Linked DNA regions of Homo sapiens: region 2 is linked to region 1. Evidence: read pairs that join two places in POLR2A ChIA-PET (ENCODE). Cell type or tissue: HepG2. All regions are shown on one strand. Region 1 overlaps ST3GAL2 (ST3 beta-galactoside alpha-2,3-sialyltransferase 2). Region 2 has its middle 27 kb from the start of MIR1538.

Region 1 (5,000 bases):
AGGCACACGTCAGGAGATTGCCCCGCCCTGCCACCCCCACCTCTCCACCCCCTGCTGCCTGCCTCCCCCACGCCCCCTCCTTCCTGTCTTCTTTGCAGGCTTCCTTTTTGTTTGCAAGGGACATTAGTAGAATATGGAATCTCCCCTGCCCTGTAAGTCAGGTTTCCCCAACCTTTGTTCCTACCCAAGTTCAGTTAAACACAAAGCACCAGCGATTTGATGCAGGCAGTGAATTGGAACCTGAGTTTCAGGGGGAAGTGAAAGTTTCTGTGGGCCTGTGTGGAGTCCCTAGGCTACACAAGAAAAGATGGCAGCAACCAAAGGGAATGAGGCTGTGTGGGAAAGTAAAGGGAGAGGAGAGAACCCCGGCCTCCTCGGTTCCCACCTCTCTTGGGTGCTCTAGGGAGCAGTGTGAGTCCTGGGTTCGGGTTGCCAGACCACAAGGGAGTTTCTGGGGCCTGGCCCTCTCTCTGCTCCTTCCTGTCCCAAAGGGCTTAGTATTTCCCTGGATCCAGGCCTGTTTAGTGTTTGGCTGGTTTCTGGGGCCTCCAGCATGGCTCAGGGGAGACCCCAGGTCCATGGGTAGGAGGAGATGGTGAGGAGAGGAATGGGGATCCCATTCAGGCTCCCCTCGTGAAGGGGGCCAACACTGGTACTTCCTTAGACGGGAAGAGGCTGTGGCATGGGAAGCAGGTCAATAGTTTGTGTCAAGGAGGTGCAGCCCAAGATCACAGTGGTGGCTGTTTGATGAAGGATTTTCCTCAGTGCCTGAAAAGCAATTTACTCTTGTCCTTAAAGCAACAGTGGGTAGGCTTCTAGAATGAGTGTGAGTTTTCATCTCAAGTGGCAGTGCCCAGCTGTCTGCATACCTCAGCCCCTTCAGACCTGGCTGAGGTATTTTAGAGGGCATTGTCTTCCACCCATGCTGCCAGTCCTGGCAGTTCCTGCCCAGCCTGGATCCCTGGGCATACCCTGCCACTAATGCTGTGCAGACAAAGTGAGGCCTGCTGGCCCTCTGTTGGCAGCCCAGAGGCCCAGGTGGAGGCCTGGGCTGGCCGAGGGCCCAGGAGCATCAGGGCAGGTCTGTTTGGCTGTCCTCAAGGGAAAGCAGCTTGTTATTCTCAGGGGGCATGAGGGTGCAGCTGATTTTCACAGTCTAGGGCTTGGTCTGGTTGAATGCATATAGGATTCTTGCTGCCTTAGCTACCCACAGGGTTTTGGTGCTGTGTGACCCGGGGCAAGTCATTACCCCTCTCTAAGCCTGGGAGGCCAAGGCGGGCAGATCACCTGAGGTCAGGAGTTCAAGACCAGCCTGGCCAATATGGCAAAACCCTATCTCTACTAACAATACAAAAAATTAGCCGGGTGTGGTGGAGGGCGCCTGTAATCCCAGCTACTGGGGAGGCTGAGGCAGGAGAATCACTTGAACCTGGGAGGTGGAGGTTACAGTGAGCCGTGATCACCCCATTTCACTCCAGCCTGGGCAATAAGAGCGAAACTCTGTCTCAAAAAAAAAAAAAAAAAAAAGAATTTAAAGCCCTGCTCAGGGATTCACTCTTTTTTTTTTTTTTTTTTTTGAGACAGAGTCTTGCTCTGTTGCCCAGGCTGGAGTGCAGTGGCGCGATCTCGGCTCACTGCAAGCTCCGCCTCCCGGGTTCATGCCATTCTCCTGCCTCAGCCTGCTAGCTGGGACTACAGGCATCTGCCACTACGCCCGGCTAATTTTTTGTATTTTTAGTAGAGACGGTGTTTCACCGTGTTAGCCAGGATGGTCTCGATCTCCTGACCTCGTGATCTGCCCACCTCAGCCTCCCAAAGTGCTGGGATTACAGGCTTGAGCCACCTTACCCGGCCTCAGGGATTCATTCTTCAGCCATCTGGTCAACCTGATTGACAGAAGCCCGCCACAGCCTGAGTGGGGAGGTAGTACTGGGGGCCCAGGAGGCCATCATAAGGGCCAGATGTCTGTGGGAATTGGCTTGAACTTTCTCCTAACCTGTTTGGATGCGTTAAGCAGCAGCCAGCCTGCTCTGGCATCTCCCTGGACAACTCAGGCTCCTGCAGCTGAGGGGGCTGTGCTCAGTTCCCCTGCATCCAGTAGTTCCTCACCCCCACTTCCAACTCCTGCTCTGTCCTGGATTCAGGCAGAAAACTCCATCTGGTCTCTTTCCTCCCTTCTTACTCTGGCCACCATTTAGGCCCTGGGGTGACTGTTAATAGGATTCCCATTTTTTTATTTGCCAAGTTCTCCCCCACCCTTTTACATCCTGTGCTCTGCTCTAGCCAGGTTTTTCCCCAAAGCCAGGGTGGGAGGTGGAATCAGACTGATCTGGGAGGCGCTGGGTCAGCCGCACAGCCACGTGGCAGATCTGTGAGGAGTTGAGAACCCGCTTGGAAGGGGCTGGGTAGGATCTCACTGTAGAGAAGAGGAGGAAGGTAGTGAGGAAAAGGCCACACATACCAAGATACAAAGGCCTGAACTGAGAAGGCAGGGGACGTGTGGGGACCTTGAGAAGTCCAGTTTGAGCAGAGCATAAGGTTTCCTGGATTGTGTCCAAGAGGGAGGGATAGGATAGAGGGGTCTGGGGAGAGATGGGCCCCAAGCCCCACCCTAGCAGGGAGGAAGGGGCAGGCTTTCTGGCAGCCTCTGGCTGTCCTGGGCTGGTCACAAAGAATTGTGCTTACAGGAAGCGGGGGAGGGGTTGTTAATGGCAGTTTGTTCACAGGCTGCAAGGCTGCCAAAGGTCAGTCTGATAAGAGGGAAGAGATAGACTCCTTGAGTTTTGTAATCCCAGATAGCTGCCTTCTCTTAGCTGGCCCCACAGATACTGACAGTTGAGTTGGTGCTGCTGCCGCTCTGTCACCTCCTCCTGAAATACACAGCCCCTGGCTTCGGCCCAGCTGGGTTTCCCCTGCCTGGCCACCAGCTCCCTTTCCCATCTGCGGTCAGCTGTGCACTGGGGGAGGGGACAAACCTGGCAAGACTGAGCTCATTCTGAGCCTGACTCAGGAGTTTGAAGCCTCCCCAGGAGTGGTGCCAGGGCTGTGGACAGAGCAGTGACTTCCAGACCTTTCCGTTCCATTTTGGTGTCAGGGTTATCCTGCAGCCCAGCCAGCCAGACCTGGGGCCTTTGGGGAGTTCCGCCTTTACCCCAGAGCATTGGGAGGTCTGGCTGTTGTGATGAGAGGAATTAGAGATGGGGATCTAATGAGATTTGCTTATGTGAAGACCACTTTGGCTACCCTATGAAGAAGGAGTTGAAGGGGGTCCGTTTAGTAGATCTGGGGCTTAAGTGGTTAGGACTGCTGGAGGTGAAGAATGACATTTCCTTGGATGGAGTGATGGTTGTAGACAGAGCGAGAAATAGATCTGAGAGACATTTCAGTGGTAAAAATTAGTTGAGATTTGTAATAGATTGGCTGTGAGAGGTTGAGGAAGGAGGGCTCACATATGACTCTTACATTTCAGGCTTAGATGGATGGGGGTTCCTTTCCCAGAAATTGGGAATACAGAAAGAATACTGGGTTTGGCCAGGCGCAGTGGCTCACGCCTGTAATCCCAGCACTTTGGGAGGCTGAGGCGGGCGGATCACGAGGTCAGGAGATCGAGACCATCCTGGCTAACACGGTGAAACCCCATCTCTACTAAAAATACAAAAATTAGCCAGGCATGGTGGCGGGGGCCTGTAGTCCCAGCTACTTGGGAGGCTGAGGCAGGAGAATGGCTTGAACCCAGGAGGTGGAGGTTGCAGTGAGCCGAGATCGCACCACTGCACTCCAGCCTGGGCGACAGAGTGAGATTCAGTCTCAAAAAAAAAAAAAAAAAAGAAGACTGGGTTTGAGGGGCTTGAGGGGCTTGGATTATGCATGGGTTTGGTTTGGGGCAAGTTGAGTTTGAGATACTTTTTGGATACCTCTACTAAGGTATACTGTCTAAAGGATAGCATCCAGAAATTAGTGGGATAGATGGGTCTGGTGTTCAGGGGCGTGACTGTCACCATTTGAAAAGCCAGAGATGCTCAGGTATGGTGGCTTGTGTCTGTAATCTCAGCACTTTGGGATGCTGAGGTAAGAGGATTGCCTAAGCCCAGGAGTTCGAGACCAGCCTGGGAAACATAGGGAGACCATGTCGGTAAAAAGTATTTTAAAAAGTAGCTGGGAATGGTGGTACATACCTGTGGTCCCGGCTACTCGGGAGGCTGAGGTGGGAGGATTGCTGGAGCCTGGGAGGTCAAGACTGCAGTGAACCATTTTTGCGCCACTGCACTCCAGCCTGAGCGACAGAGCGAGACCCTTTGTCAAAAAAGAAAGAGAGAAAATCCAGAGATAATTCTTAAAGGTTGAAATACACTTTTGGGCCAGGCGCGGTGGCTCACGCCTATAATTCCAACACTTTGGGAGGCCGAGGTGGGTGGATCACCTGAGGTTGGGAGTTCAAGACCAGCCTGACCAACATGGAGAAACCCCGTCTCTACTAAAAATACAAAATTAGCCGGGATGGTGGTGCATGCCTGTAATCCCAGCTACTCAGGAGGCTGAGGCAGGAGAATCGCTTGAACCCGGGAGGCAGAGGTTGTGGTGAGCCGAGATTGCGCCATTGCACTCCAGTCTAGGCAACAAGAGTGAAACTCTGTCTCAAAAAAAAAAAAAGAAAAACACTTCTGAGGGCCGGGTGTGGTGGCTCACACCTGTAATCCCAGCACTTTGGGAGGCCGAGGCAGGCGGATTGCCTGAGGTCAGGAGTTCAAGACCAGCCTGGCCAATCTGGTGAAACCCCGTGTCTACGAAAAATATAAAGAATTAGCTGGGTGTGGTGGCATTCACCTCACCTGTGGTCCCAGCTACTCGGGAGGCTGAGGCAGGAGAATCGCTTGAACCTGGGAGGCGGAGGTTGCAGTGAGCCGAGATCGCGCCACTGCACTCCAGCCTGGGCGACAGAGTGAGATTCAGTCTCAAAAACAAAAAAAAAAAAAAAAAAAAAAAAGGCTTTGGCCCCCATA
Region 2 (5,000 bases), 890 kb after region 1:
AAAAAAAAATTATTTTCATGCTAGGCATGGTGGCACACTCCTGTAGTCCCAGCTACTCAGGAGGCTGAGGTGGGAGGATCACTTGAGCCCAGGAGGTGGAGGCTGCAATGAGCAGTGATTACTCCAGCCTGAACAACAGAGCAAAACTGTCTCAAAAAAAAAAAAAAAAAGAGAAGAAGGAGAAGGAGGAGGAGGAGACAGAGATGGAGATGAAGACGAAGAAGAAGAAAAAATGGGAAGGAACTACACCAAAATAGTAATAGTGATCATCCTTTTATTCTTCCTTCTGCTTTTCTATAATTTCCAAAGTTTTCATAATAAGCAAATCTGTAATGGGAGGGAAAACACTAGATCTTTCTGTTTTGTTCGGAAGTTTTGTTTTTAGCAAACTTAATCCTAATACCTGGAGGTTAGTTAATGTCAGTATAGAATCAACACTCAGTAACAAGTATCTGCAATTAAATAGGTGATAGAAAAGCCCACATTTTTTTTTATTCTTTTTTTTTTTTTTTTTTTGAGTCAGAGTCTCGCTCTGTCGCCCAGGCTGGAGTGCAGTGGCATGATCTCGACTCACTGCAATCTCCACCTCCCAGGTTTAAGCAGTTATCTCACCTCAGCCTCCCGAGTAGCTAGGATTACAGGCACGTGCCACCATGCCTGGCTAATTTTTGTATTTTTAGTAGAGATGGGGTTTCGCCATGTTGGCCAGGCTGGTCTCGAACTCCTGGCCTCAAGTGATCCGCCCACCTCGGCCTCCCAAAGTGCTGGGGTTACAGGCAAGAGCCACAGCACCCAGCCAAGCCCACATTTTTCTAACAATATTTCCCCACCCAGATAAGTGGATTAAAGCCCTCTCCTAAGATTTAAATCATGTGAACATGAGTAATGGACAAAATATCAAGGTCTATTGTAAACTTAATTTCTAAAGAGTAGAATATATATTTGCCTGCATATGTGTATATTCTAAAATACTGAATTGTGGTTCCTGCCCCAAGACAACTGACACATTCAAACTAGTAGAAATGAGGTATTTGCTGGAATTAGATAGTTTCTCTTACAATTATTATTAATTGCATTGATATTAACAACTGGGTAACAGCAGGTGTGAATGGGTAAAATGACTCTAAGTCACAACCACATGGGGGAAGTTAGAAAAACTGTGCAGCATGGAAACCTTTTTACTTTTTTGCTATCTGGGCAAGCAAAGCTTGGGTTTCCAAGTTTAGTGACAGATTTATTTTAATGTAATTAAATAATTGGAGTTTTCCACTGCCAGAAACTTTTATCCACTTTATTACTTAGAGGATTAAAAGAAAATTTGATCTGATGTTTTATAGAGCTTTCTCTTCCCAGGGACCCAGAGAGGGGACAACTGGGAACATATGACCCTGGATATTATCTGTTTCCATTGCATCTGACTGAGCACAGCATAGACTAGATGATTGCCAAAAGTTTAAAGTCAGTCTCTCACCTCTATTGTTCCAGAAGAATTGGGTTTTATGCTGGAGGAAGAAACCTTAGAAATCACTGAATCCTTGTTTTACAAATTATGGCACTCTCCTGGCAGAACTAATAAAATTACACTTATGCATATACTGTGATGTAATTTCCCTCTTAAGAGCTAACAAGGAGGAGCCTAATGCTATGGTTTGACTGTGTCCCCCAAATTTCAGGTGTTCAAAATTTAATCCAAATTTGCATGTTGATTGGGGCTTTAGTGAGGTAGTTAAGATTAGATAAGATTATCTTGGTGGGGTCCCCAGAGTGGGACTGGTGGTTTTATAAGAAGAGGAAGAGGCCGGGCACGGTGGCTCACACCGCCTGTAACCCCAGGACTTTGGGAGGCAAAGGCGGGTGGATCATGAGGTCAGGAGATCAAAACCATCCTGGCTAACATGGTGAAACCCCGTCTCTACTAAACATACAAAAAATTAGCTGGGCGTAGTGGCAGGTGCCTGTATTCCCAGCTACTCAAGAGGCTGAGGCAGGAGAATGGCATGAACTCAGTGGGCAGAGCTTGCAGTGAGCCAAGATTGCGCCACTGCACTCCAGCCTGGGTGACAGGGCGAGACTCTGTCTCAAAAAAAAAAAAAGAAGAGGAAGAAAGATCTGAGCACACACACACACTCTTCTCTTCTTGCCATGTGATGCCCTCTACCATGTTATGAAGAAGCAAGAAGGCATCACCAGAGGCTAGAGCCATGCTCTTAAACTTCCCAGCCTCCAGAACTGTAAGCTAAATAGTTTTTTTCTTTATAAATTACCCAGACTGTGATATCCTGTTATAGCAACAGAAAATGGACTAAGACCTCTAAGGAGACAATACAGAGATGTTCATTGCAGCATTGTTTGTAACAACAACAACAAAAAAAACCTGAAACAGCCAAAATATCCATCAGTAGGAGAATGGCTACCAAAACATAAAATAGTCATACCACAAAGCACTATGCAGTAGATAAAAGAAATGAGCTAGATCTAACAGGACAGATGTCGAAAGCAGAATGAGTGAAACAGCCAAGTTACAGAACCTGTGAAACATATATTTGTATAAAAACTCATGCAACAAAACTATTTTACATGGGTATAATATATGTAATATGATCTTGAATGTAAAAATCTTCTAAAAGGTCTAGACCTGTGCTAATACAGTAGCTACTAGCCACATGTGGCTATTTAAATTAAATGAATTAGTCACACTAGCCATATTTTGAGAGTCCATTAGTAACTATGGCTAGTGGCTTCTGTTTTGGACTACACAGATATATAACATTTCCATAATTGTAGGATGTTCTACTGGACAATGCTGATCTAGACAAATACATGCCAAATTCATAAGATCACTTAGCTGGGTAGTGGTAAAACCAAAGCTGGTGTCAGACGACTACTATTGATGTATTCTTGGCATGAGGGCCCATTTGGGTCATGGATGAATGGATGGATGAATGGATGGATGAATGAATGGATGGATGGACTCATTCGTTCATTCATTTACAAAGTATTCATTCATTTGGAATCATTTGCTTACTATATGTAAAATGGTTTCAGCCCTTGGGAAACAAAATGTAATCTGATGCTATCCCAGGCCCAGAGGACAGAATAGGCAGGTGTCAGTCATCATCTACGCACCAAATACCTTTTCCGTCACAGACTCTGTGTGAGGACTGGGTTCAGTGGCAAACAAAAAGATATAATCCCTCTTCTTGTGGAATGCACAATCTGCAGTAGGGTTTCTCAACACTGTGGACATCTTGGATGGCTCATTCTTTCTTCTGGGGGCTGTCTTATACATTCTATCTTTTCTTTCTTTTTCTTTTTTTTTTTTTTTTGGAGACGGAGTTTCTGTCTTGTCGCCCAGGCTGGAGTGCAATGGCACCATTTCGGCTCACTGCCACCTGTGTCTCCCAGGTTTAAGCAGTTCTTCTGCCTCAGTCTCCTGAGTAGCTGGGATTACAGGTTCATGCCACCATGCCTGGCTGATTTCCGTATTTTTAGTAGAGGTGGGGTTTTACCTTGTTGGCCAGGCTGGTCTCAAACTCCTGGCCTCAGGTGATCCACCCACCTCGGCCTCCCAAAGTGCTGGGATTATAGGCATGAGCCACTGTGCCTGGCCTAGTCTTGTACATTTTAAAATGTTTAGCAGAATCCCTGATCTCTATCCACTAAATGCCAAAAACATCCCTCCATCCTGCCTCCCTCCAGTTGTGACAACCAAAGATATCTTTAGACATTGCAAATGTTCCCTGGGGACAAAATTGTCCCTATTGAGAACCACAAGGAAATACGGACATTAATCAAATTATAACAAATTATTTAAATGATGACAAGTGTGCTGACTGCTGTGATAGGGATGTGTGGGATTCTTTGAAAGCTTTAACAAGGGGCCTGACCTAATCTTTAAGGGGTAGATGAGAAAAGCTTCCCTGGGGATGTGACGACATTGCCTCCTCTTTTAGCCAAACATGGACAGAACTTGCCTGCAATGGACACAATTCTGTATAAACAGGTGTATGCCATGATCTTGGAGAAAGGAAGTGAGACATCAGGTTCCTTTAGGAGAGGTAAGGTAGGCTGGCTTTGATGCATAATTATCCATTTCAGATGCTGCTATCTAAAGCACACTCAGCTGGCACAGCCTGGGCAAGCGGCCATGAACTTAAGACTAAACCAGCTAGTAAGAAATGGAGACCAGCTGTAGATCCTGTCTTCCTCACCAGAGATCTGGAGGTCATAAACAATAGAGCAAAATGAGAATCAGGATTTACCACATTCTCTGATTTCTCAAAGGATTTGGATAAACTCTCCCTCTGCCTCGCACCAAGCCTTTTACAACACAATAAATCCTAGTAGAGAGAAATGGAAAAGACATGTGAGATGAGCAAATGTCTTCATTCTCAGTGGTCACGGGATTCAGGAGTCCCCAGTTCAAAGATGTGATCAGATCTTTAACTGTTCCTTAATGAGGCCAAAAGGGACTCCTTGGAGCTAGGGCATCTATTTTAATGTTTTGAGAATTCTGTTTTAAATGACTTTGCATCCTACTGTGACTTCCTCATTTTGTCTCCCCCGAAAATCAGTGGGCCTGGACTGTGAGAGAGGGAGCTTAATGATCTCTTGCCCTACCCACTTTTTTTTTTTTTTTTGACGGAGTCTCGCTCTGTCACCCAGGCTGGAGTGCAGTGGCACGATCTCAGCTCACTGGAACCTCTGTCTCCCAGGTTCAAGTGATTCTCCTGCCTCAGCCTCCCTAGTAGCTGGGACTACAGGCGTATGCCACCATGCCTGGCTAATTTTTTGTATTTTTAGTGTATTTTCATCATGTTAGTCAGGATGGTCTGGATTTCATGACCTCGTGATCTGCCCGCCTCGACTTCCCAAAGTGCTGGGATTACAGGCGTGAGCCACCGCGTCTGGCAGTACCCACTTCTTTTATAGATGAGGAGACTATGGTCCAGAGAGAGGAAGTATCTGGCTCAAAAGTGTACAGCTGCCTGGGCATGGTG

The links. ChIA-PET counts read pairs that join two places held together with the same protein. Peaks named below come from ENCODE experiments on the same cell type or tissue, not always from the same donor. Only the 100,000 strongest peaks of a DNase experiment are listed, where the experiment ranks them.
Region 2: POLR2A ChIA-PET joins it to region 1 with 8 read pairs; 2 of 35 experiments call an interaction of 5 or more read pairs at or near these places.

Annotation. Positions count from the first base shown.
Region 1 is chr16:70,426,166-70,431,165 of GRCh38, reverse strand. All of the region lies in intron 1 of ST3GAL2 (ST3 beta-galactoside alpha-2,3-sialyltransferase 2), which reads left to right. It overlaps LOC124903707 (a long non-coding RNA gene), which reads right to left. Exons shown (of 3, transcript XR_007065103.1): 3 at 4,256-4,293. Among named protein-coding and RNA genes, the nearest start is that of ST3GAL2, 10 kb to the left of the region's middle. RefSeq lists enhancers at 370-479, 1-532, 1,710-1,799, 1,917-2,606, 2,770-3,029 and 1 more. In HepG2, no CTCF peak of the experiment used is centred here; DNase peaks (open chromatin) are centred at 61 and 2,735; H3K4me3 peaks cover 1,166 bases.
Region 2 is chr16:69,536,703-69,541,702 of GRCh38, reverse strand. No RefSeq gene overlaps it. Among named protein-coding and RNA genes, the nearest start is that of MIR1538, 27 kb to the left of the region's middle. In HepG2, no CTCF peak of the experiment used is centred here; no DNase peak of the experiment used is centred here; H3K27me3 peaks cover 577 bases.